Linked DNA regions of Homo sapiens: region 2 is linked to region 1. The links are chromatin loops, found by intact Hi-C in ENCODE. Cell type or tissue: OCI-LY7. All regions are shown on one strand.

Evidence for each region. A loop is a pair of places that touch in the nucleus more often than their neighbours do. Peaks named below come from ENCODE experiments on the same cell type or tissue, not always from the same donor. Only the 100,000 strongest peaks of a DNase experiment are listed, where the experiment ranks them.
Region 2: it touches region 1 in a loop (6-fold over the local background); 2 of 110 quality-filtered maps call a loop at or near these places.

What each region holds. Positions count from the first base shown.
Region 1 is chr22:23,034,063-23,039,062 of GRCh38, reverse strand. No RefSeq gene overlaps it. Among named protein-coding and RNA genes, the nearest start is that of GNAZ, 34 kb to the left of the region's middle. In OCI-LY7, a CTCF peak has its summit at 3,113; DNase peaks (open chromatin) are centred at 2,222, 2,952, 3,922, 4,252 and 2 weaker places; H3K4me3 peaks cover 3,671 bases; H3K27ac peaks cover 5,000 bases.
Region 2 is chr22:23,110,276-23,115,275 of GRCh38, reverse strand. The region is part of intron 4 of RSPH14 (radial spoke head 14 homolog); the gene reads left to right. The region is part of intron 2 of GNAZ (G protein subunit alpha z); the gene reads right to left. Among named protein-coding and RNA genes, the nearest start is that of RSPH14, 29 kb to the left of the region's middle. RefSeq lists an enhancer at 1,589-2,492. In OCI-LY7, a CTCF peak has its summit at 2,014; a DNase peak (open chromatin) is centred at 2,095.

The DNA.
Region 1 (5,000 bases):
AGCCAGTTTACCCCCTCTCAGAGGAGAGCCATCAGCAGGCACTGAGGGAGCCTGGAGCCCTGCATCCTGCAGGTGCCTTGAGTCCTATGCCCAGGAGAAGCTGCTCCCTCACCCCACAGCAGTCTACAGAGCACCCACCCTGGCCAGGTGTACACTTCCCTGTGCAGGTGTCAGGAGGGAGCCATTGACTCTCTGGGCTCTGACTTTCTCTGGCAGGACTATAGGGAACCTAGAACCCAGCCTTCTCCCAGCCAGGCCCTCCCCTCCCTCCCGCAAACTCACAGTCTCCTCATCACTCTCTGCCTCAGATTCAGGACTAATCTCATTATGTCCTTTATCCCTGTTTGCGTCAGGGACTGCAAGAAGCTCAGGTCACCCTCCCCCTATGGCCCTGAACACTCCTTTTCTGACCCCATCTGCTGAAACCTTTCTTTCAAGCCTTCTGGAGGCCCCAGGGTCTCAGCCTGTTCCTGGAACATCCTCTCCCTTCTCGCTCGGACTGAAACCTAGCTCTCCCCAAGACCTGCTTCCCCACTCTGGGCGTCCTCCTATGTGGGACTGCTTTCCTCCCTCACTGTCCCTCATACCCTCACTGGAGTCGAACAGGTCCTTACAGACCATCTCCTTCTCCCGTTCTGAGGAGCCCTCTGGTTCCAAATCCCTGCACAGGCTCTGTAACCCAATTCCTCCACCCTCCCCGACACCACACCACCAGATTGCTCCTGTGGGGCACAACGTGGTCTCCATGTGTAGGAACCCAACTACCAGTCATCAGGCCTCATCTTTCTTCAGCCATCAGCATTTCCCTCAATGGATCCTCACCACCTCCCCCTCCCTAAAACATTTCCAGGAAACAAAGTACTTCTGCTTTTCTGCCCCTGCACTGTCTCTTCCACTTCCCATGGGGTGGCCCTCGTACCCCTTGTGTTTCCCTTATATGCACCTCTGGGAGCCTACCAGTGCATTTTCTGTCCTCTCCCATGCCCGTCCCACCAGCCCAGATGGTTCCACCTGGCTGTCTCATAGGTGCCTCCACTTGCCCTGAACACCCCCATGAGGTGTCTCAGGACAAGTGAATGCCTGGGCCCCTGCCTGGAGGGACATTTCTGAGGGTGCAGAGTGTGGGGCCAAGGGGTGCTGAGTACTGCACACAGGACTTTGGAACCTCCTCTCATCTGGCTGTGCTGCGGGGATGGGGATTCTGCTCCCCTGTGTCTCTGCATCCTGATCTACCGTTTCCTCTTGGCTGATGCATAAACTCCAACAGAGCTGGTGGAGCCATGGAGGGAGGAGAGGGGTGCGTCACCACCTGGGACCCTGCCATGAAGACCACACAGTACCTTGGCCCACAGCTGGACACCAGGATCTCAAAGGACTGAAAAGAGATCTGGTTGTTAGACTCCAACACAAGATGGAATGTGGATGGGAAAGTGTAGGAATCAGGACCCTGGAGTTTGTTCTGGCTCTGGCACCCTGTGGTGTGTGACCTTGGCAAAGGGTGACACACTGCTGTGGGGCTCAGTGTCCCTCAGCTGTGAGGCAGGAGTTGGAGGCAATAAGCTCAGAGCTCTTTCCCCGTCTGAGGGTGCAGGAATGTGAACCTCTTCATATGGGGAGCAGCTGCCCATCACGCTGGGGTCTACTTCTGATGGTGGTGCTGGGAGAAGCTCTGTCATGTGGATGCACAGGACAGGGCAGCCCCAGAGCTGCTTTCATTCCAGAGCCCTCTATGGGCATCAGAGACGGTGCTAGCTCAGTCCAGAAGAGCCAGCACCTGGGCCTAGGGCCTAGTTCAGCTGCACCTTTGCGGACCCTAAGGGGGGCACTCCCTTTCCCTTCTGGTCTGTCATTTTTTCCTCTTCCTAAAAACATATCTGCGAACTTGGGGAAGTAACAAAACCCAGCTGATTGTTGTGGTTTTGTTTTGTTTTAAGGGCTGGGATCAGGAGAGTAGATACATTGGAACCTGTTACCCCAGCCTCAGTGGAGGGTATTTGAAGCTCTGGCCCACACTCTCTCCTGCTAAACCATGGCAGGGATGTTTAGGAGCCCTGCTGGGCTGTGCTGCCTCCCCAGCCTGAGCCCCACCTCTCAGACTAGAATTCTGGGACTCAGATTCTGCTGTGTTGATGACAGAGACTCAGCTTAGCCTTTAATTGCTTCCTGGTGATGCCATATGTGCACATTTTGCCTTCTCAAGGACACAATCAGCTTCCTGTGGATGAGGTCACTGGAAGAGCCAGGGCCAAGGGTTGCACAGTGCCTGTGGGCTTCTGAGCTTGCGTTGAGTCGGGGACAGAGTCATCCTTCCCTGACAGTGGTGAGCAGAGGTGCCATGCACAGTGGACCAGGGCCTGGCACGTTGTCACTGACCCATAAACACTCATTTTTATCTTCCTCTCCCCTTCCTCTTTCAGCAGCTACTTTCTTTTTTCTTTTCTTTTCTTTTTTTTTTTTTTGAGACAGAATCTCAGTCTGTCACCCAGTCTGGAGTGCCGTGGCACAATCTCGGCTCACTGCAACCTCCGCCTCCCGGGTTCAAGCGATTCTCCTGCCTCAGCCTCCTGAGTAGCTGGGACTACAGGCACGTGCCACCATGCACAGCTAATTTTTTTTGTATTTTTAGCAGACACAGGGTTTCACCATGTTAGCTAGGATGGTCTCGATCTCCTGACCTCGTGATCTGCCCACCTTGGCCTCCCAAAGTGCTGGGATTACAGGCGTGAGCCACCGTGCCTGGCTTCAGCAGCTACTTTCTTTGTGTTCTCTAGAGCCAGGCAGGTAGGAAACACTCAAAAAAATGTGTGGCTGACTAAACAAGAAGTGAGCAACATCAAGAAGTTGAGAGTAAGAGAACAGCAGAAAAGAATACAGAAAACGGATGAGACCCTGAGCAACAGGAAATAGAAAGTCACCCACCCCCAGCTTCTCAAAGTGCCAGGAGCAGGGAAGTCTCCCATGTGTGTCACTGATGCAGGTGGCAATCACGTGGGGTGTGAGCAGCCAGCTCCTTTCCCCATGTGCTTTGCCCCTCTTCCAGCAGGGCTATGTGTGCAAGAGAGGAATGAACCAAATGGAAAATGCTGAGCAGAAAAATGGGGTGGCCAGAGGGAAAATCCCCACGATGGAGCTGGGGGACCCTGGGGCTTGCAGTCTTCCAAGTGCCAGTTTTTATCCAGACCCTGGGTGAAGCTGGTAGAAAGGTACAGGTCTTCTGTCCCCAGTCCCTTCTGCGGTCCTCCCTGAACCTCAGACCCTGTTGCTTGCTGGCTGAACCCTCAGGACCCTCTCTCCTGCTGCTTTCTGTTGGGGCCAAGTCCCTGTCCTGCTAAGTTGGCAAAGTGGGTGACTTTGTTACCGATGGAAGGGATCCGAGTTACCCCAAGTTACTGGTGGCCTATCCATATGGGTCTGTAGCAACTTCAGTCTTTGCCTTCTCAGAAGAAAGGATTTGACTGAGAGACATAAAGCAGAAAGAGAGACTGAGGCAAGTTCCAGAACAGGAGTGGAAGTTTATTTTAAAAGGCCTTAGAACAGGAAAGAAAGGAAGGGGTGCTTGGAAGAGACCCAGGAGGACATGTGAAGGTTAAAGAGAGAAGGTCAAGTGCCCCATTTAACCATGATCCTAGGACTTTTATGAGCTTGCCTCTTTCCCATGATTCTGCCCTTCGGGCGGGCTTTCCGCATGCGCAGTGCTTTCCTTAGCCTTTGGAATTGAGCATGCGCACTGTGTTTAGGGAGTTATATGCACGCCCGTCTGAGGCTTTCTTTCTTTTTCCAGTGGCGTGTGCCCCCGGAAGATCATACTTCACCATTTTTGTCTCCTAACTTGCATGCCCAGGAAGTTGCTTCTCCCTGGGGCCTGCATTCAATTAACATTTTGCTGTTAACAGGTGTGGAACATCAGGAAATGGCCTCTCTCTGGTGCTGTTGCGTTATCATTTTTAGAGAGGCAATGTGATAACTGCTGAACCATCACCTGACATTTCTAGTGGGTAGGGGAGAGCCCTCTCCTGCCCTGTTCACACTTATCTAAACTTATAACAACCTGGTGGAGCCAGCATGAGTTCTGGAGCCAGGTTGGGGCCCAGGCCTGACACTTAGTAGTTTTGTTACCTTGGAGAAATTACTTAATTTCTCTGAACCCAGACTTTGTAATAAATATTCAAAACAGGGGTGACTGACACCTGCCTCCTGGGAGGTAAGAAATGGCTCATGAGGAGAAGGCTGTAGGCAGCTGCCCACAACACCACCCCTCCCCCTTGCCATTGGCTTAATTCCCCCTGGGTGGGTAGCAGCTGGGATTGCCCTGATTGCATTAATGCATACTGAGGTTGGTGAACTTAATACTTCCAAAGAAAATTTGCATTTTAAAAGCCAAACTTCTCTATCTAAATGAACACCTAATTGACAGATCACTGCAGAGCATTAGGTGAGTTCAGCTTTGTTTCATTAAGCCGGGCCCTTCCAGGGTTACCCTCCTATTTCTAATTCACTCCAGTGCCACCCCCAGCCCTCCTCTTTCCAAAGAGAATGCAGGAATTCCCCTATTTTTTTTTTTTTTAGATGGAGTTTCGCTCCTGTTGCCCAGGCTGGAGTGCAATGGCGTGATCTCGGCCCACCGCAATCTCTGCCTCCCAGGTTCAAGTGATTCTCCTGCCTCAGCCTCCCGAGTAGCTGGGATCACAGGCAGGCACCACCACACCTGGCTACTTTTGTATTTTTAGTAGAGATGGGGTTTCTCCATGTTAGCCAGGCTGATCTCGAACTCCTGACCTCAGGTGATCCGCCTGCCTCGGCCTTCCAAAGTGCTATTAGGGTCCACCCCAGAGCACCCTACCTAGTAGCAATTACTTGGTTATCAGGAGTTGGGTCTGTGAGTAAGGAGATCCCTAGCATGCTGAGACTGACCAGGAGCAGCATCAAGATGAAGTGGAGACAGTGCTGTAAGCTGCAGATGAGCAAAGGGCCGTTGCTGTTCTCCATGCAGCTCGAGGGGC
Region 2 (5,000 bases), 76 kb before region 1:
TCACATACCTCAGCCAGGTGAGGGGCCCCCGGACTGTGTTGTATTGGGGAATAGGTGGGTGATGCCAGTGTGATATGGCCACATGGCTGGGGAAGGCTCTGTACTGACCCATCTGGTCTCCCTGTCCACTCACTCTCCACTAGGTCCCTTACTCCACAGGACCCCATGCAGTTTGCTGTGGCCACAGCACAGAGCAAGGCCAGCTGGCCCAACTAGGGGCCTCAAACCTCACATAAAATGCACGTGACATTAAGGTTTCAGCTCTTCCTGGAACCAGCATCATCCCTGGGACACAGATGACCTGGAACCCCCAGCCCTGCCAGCTTCTGAGATGCCTTCATGGCAGTCCCCACTGCCCTCTCCCTTTCCTCACCTCCCTGGGCAGAGGCTCTCCAGGTGCTCTTGTGTGAGGGATGGAGGCAAGCAGACAGCCTTGCTCTCAACAAGGTGGGTGAGGACAGGCAGGAGGGAATGCTGGAGCCGGTGTGGCAGCTGCGGAGTGGCCAATGCAGGCCCAACCTCCTGCTCTGCCAGCTGTTCTGAACCTGTCCCCCCTCCAAAAAAATAACCACACACACACAGAATATGTAAGCATACTTCCCTCGTGAGGGGGCTGAGGGCTGATGTGGGATACACATGGACAGCTTAGTCCCCACACCCAGGCACAAGTGACTGTGAGCAGCTGGCACTGCTGCAGATAGTGCTGGCCAGCTACAACTCTGACAGGTGACACACCACAGGAATGCAGGGGGCGAGGGGTAATACAAGAGCAGGACGTTTTGACTGGACCTCTGGGGGCTGAGGGGAAGGGAAGGCATTGCAGGAGGGGCTGGCAGAGGCACAGAGGCATGGGGATGCAGCCGCATTGCTGGGAAGGGTGGGGCCGGGGCCGGTCTGTCCCACCCTGGGCCTCAGTTTCCTCATCTGTAGAGCAAGTCCTCAGTTCTGTTACAGACTGAGAAGCTCAAGTCAGCCCACTGTAGAAAAGCTGGGAGTGTTCATCCGAACCGTGAATTCAGCTTTTTCACGCCGAGAGCAGAGCTGTGGGGCGGGGTTGTAGACATGAATGCGCTCCATTCACCATGGACAGGCCAGCCCTGCGGCCACCCAGCCTGCAGCTGAGCCACCAGGCCTGACCAGGGCCACCGAGTACCAGGCTCTGAGGGCAGCACCCTGACTGAGGGGCCGAGGCAGAGGTTTCATACAGAGATGAGCTTCATGCTGTCACCTTTCACAAAGTACCGGCCAAGCCTCTCACCCCTCTGGGCCTCCCTTTGTGGTGGAAGCTTGGGGACACCTTGGTGGGGCTGCCTGTCTGCTGGGCAGGGTGTGGCTGGAGGGACATGGGGCACTGCTGACACAGTGACCAACATGCCTCCATCGGTAGCGGGTGCCTGCCCTTGGCTGGCACTGACTGCCCATCTCCATTTCCCAGAGCTCTGTGTGACAGGCCTGGTGGGCAGGAGCCTCTGCAACCTGCCTGGGCCATCCTGAGTGCTGCCGAGGGGGTCTGGGACACAGGCATTCCCAGACTTCTCTAGTGGGGAGAGGGCGAGTGGGCCCCACCATCTGATGATGCGCCGAGGTCCTGGCAGGTGTACCGAGTGGAGGGGCCTGTGGTGTTGGCCCCCTGTGCTAGATGCCTCTGCAGCTGTGGAACAGGGAAGGCACCAGAGGAAATCCACTCCAAGGATGGTATCAGTCGCAAAGGAAATAGCTTATTCGCTTGCAACCCCGTGCTTCCCCAGCCAGTCCTGGAATCCTCATCAGGAATTCCTGAGTTCACTTCCCTTTTGGGGAAGCTTGTAGGTGCAAGCTCTTGGCCTACATCTACCCTCAGGCCAAAGGGGTATGGGCAGGAGGCTATCCGAGACAGCTCAAGGTGGTGGCAGCAGCTGGGAGCCAGTGTGTGAGGGGTTGATGGGACTATGAAACAGGGAGGCGGTGCTGGCCAGAGTGCTGGGGTGGGAGCCGGGGTAAGATCTGTGGGAGAGAAGGATGCTGGGACCAGCAGGGCCTTGCCTGGGCACAGGGCCAGGTGGCGCTGGGGCCCCAGCTGTTGTAAAGATGCAGTTTAGCCAACGTCAGAACACTCAGCTGTCTTCCCAGGGGAGTTGCAGCCACAGCAGGCACCAAGTCCAGCCAGCTGTCTAACATGTGTCTTCCTGGCCAGGGTCAGCCGCAGGGGCAGGGTGCTAGCCTGGAGGTGAGCCCTGTGAGGTTCCAGGCAGAGGGGGCTGCTATGCTCAGAGCAGGTCCCCTTCTTCTGGTAAAATGGGCCACGTCAGACCTGAAAGCTGGATGTTCCTATCAGAACGCTCCCTGCTCCTGGTCTCTTGGCTGGTATTCCATGGCACAGCACAGCATGGGGTAGCTCTGCCCAGCTGGAGCTGTGGGGTCCCCAGACCAGGCCCCTGCCTTCCTGATGGGTCCACACTGGCCACCTTGCTCCCTGCAGCCAGGTCCCTATCCCCACTGAGGGTCTTCTGTGCTTCAGGATCTGACCTTGGTGTCCGTCTCTGGCTTCTCCTGGCCAGGCTCCCCATTGCAGCCAGTCTACAGGTCGCAGCTGCATCGTGCTTACCTTGAGCACTTGCCATTCCCACCCCGCTGGTGTTTGTCCGATGCTCCATTTCTCAGGAAGTGGCCCTGTCCTTGCTGGAGAAGGGGGTCTCCCTGCCACAGTCCCACCCTGACTCCACCAGGAGCTCAGCCCAGCCTCCTGCTAAGTGTCCATCTCGCCCTCCTGCCGTGGCCACAGACCTGCTGTGTCCAGGGCTGTCATACCCCTGGTTGTGGTCATCTGGCCTCCTGGCTGCACCCTGGCATGCTCCCCGCACCTCTTCAACCATGTACCTGGTGGAAGGCATTGCCACTGACCAGGTCCCTGGACCTCCCACGGTCTTGGGAGGCAAAGAGCAAACGGCCTGGTGAGCACTGGGCCCTAGAGCCTGGTGTGCTTGGGGCGGGGCCGAAGGATGCCTCTTCTGCTTCCTCCAGAGACCCCCAGGCAGGGCCTGGGGCTGTGGCAGCTGGGGAAGCAGAAGGGCCCCTCAGAAACCAGAAATGCAGCTGGGAACCTCTTTCTTGGTGCTGGGAGAGAAGTGAGGCCCGGAGGTCAGGCAGCCCTCCTTTGGGCTGCGGGGTGAAGACAGGAGGCTGAGGGTGCCTGTGTTCTGGCCCTCCTGGTCCCTGCATGAATGCCAGGGGCAGTGCCTGTCCTTTCCTGGTTACCCCCAAGGCTCCAGTCTTGCTGTGGATGAGACTAAGGCTGCAAGGGACAGAGGACTGGTCTAAGGATGGGAACCTGGGCACCAGGCTCCCTGGCTTCTCAGAACATGCTCCTAGTGACACACTCTGTGATCAGACACCTCTGGTTTGGAAATAAGGAGCACCTTGGTTTCAGACAGCCCACTGCCCACTGCCACCGGGATCTGAGGACTGTCAGGGACCAGGGCTGTCACAAACAGGGTTAAGTCCAAAGGGGCTTGCCCTGTGGAGCCTGGCCGCTTGCCCACGACCCTGCTGGCTCCCTGAGGAAGGGGCCTGGGAGGTACTGGCTGTCTTGTGTTCTGAAACCTAATTCTCCCACCAAACTGCAGTGAGACCCTGGGCATGTCACTTCTGCTCTGGGCCGCAGCTCCTGCCTCAGTAAAATAAGCTGTTTGTCCAAGATGGTCACTGGGTTCTACTAAAGTGACCTTGGGGGACCCTGGAGTGCTTTGGTGTCTCTGGTGCAGCTGGCAATGGCCTGAGCCTCACCTCTCTGGCATCACCACTGACCTCAGAGAAGACTGCCTTGGCATCTCCGTTTCCAGAGGCCCCAACACATCACATGCAGATGGGGCCCTGTCCCAAGCACTTGAGACTTTTCTGGGCCTCTTTGCCACTAGGCGGAACCGAGTCCAGTGCGCTTGCCTCTCTCCCCTGGCCTGGGCTTGGAGATTTGTGGCCGCACCCCCTGCTCGGTACAGAGCCAGCCACGTCACAGGAGAGCCTCTCTGGCTCTGCTACTCTCCACCTTCTCTGTCCTCAGGAGCTTAGGATGCATGACAGGTAATGGGACTGGGAGACAAAGGGGCAGACAGACAAAAACCAGGCAGACAGTGAGGCCACTCCCCGGCAGAGGCTCAGTGTGAGAGCAGGTGGAGGAGGCATGAGTCATTCCTGCTCACGCTCACAGGGAAGGCGCGCAGGCCCCCCAGCAAATGATGATCGCCTGCTGGAATCCCAGTGCTATCCTACCCCCTCATTCGAAGTGGCTCTGAGGCAGCACCCCTGTGCTTGGTTCACCCAGCACCTAGATGGAATCGTCGCTGACCCCAAGTGGACAAGAGGACAGACAACATGGTGCAGCTGCCCAAAGAAAGATGGTGGGCAGGGAGGCCTGAGTTGCCCCGTGTGCTCGCCAGCCTCAGAGTGTGGTGGGCCCTTGGGTCCTTCCCAACACTGAGCTCTCAGGAGTCAATGACAACAGCTGCCTCCCAGGCCAGCTGCTTCCTCCCTCTGCTGAGCTTGGCATGAACTCTCTGCAGACGCACTGCTGTTTCTATGACAACCAGGGTGGACACCCTCACCCTCAGAGTCTCACACCACAGCAGACCAGTGGCAGGTGAAGCTGCTGACCCTTGAGCTGGGGCAGGTGCCCACAGGGGCACACAGCCTGGTTGGCCAAACACTGTCTACTGCCCATCTGCTCAGGTGGTGGGAGAGGGTCTCTGGTAGCGAGGGTACCCTGCTCTCCCTCTGTCTCTTTAAGGACCTGCCTTGCTGTGCCCTGAGAGACAGGGCAGTGGGCAGGGGAGAGGGGAGGACCTCTGGTGACCTGTTCCTGGCTGGAGCACCATGGGTGGGGTGGGCCTCCTGGTGGGAGGGCCCCAGAACGTGGCTCGCTCTTGTCACCCTGTGGCCTCGTCAGTCTGGACTTCCTCTTGTGTGGGGGCTGCCGTGATGCCCTCCAGTTCTGTTCACCTCCGAGAAGTGACTGTGAGAGGCTCCTG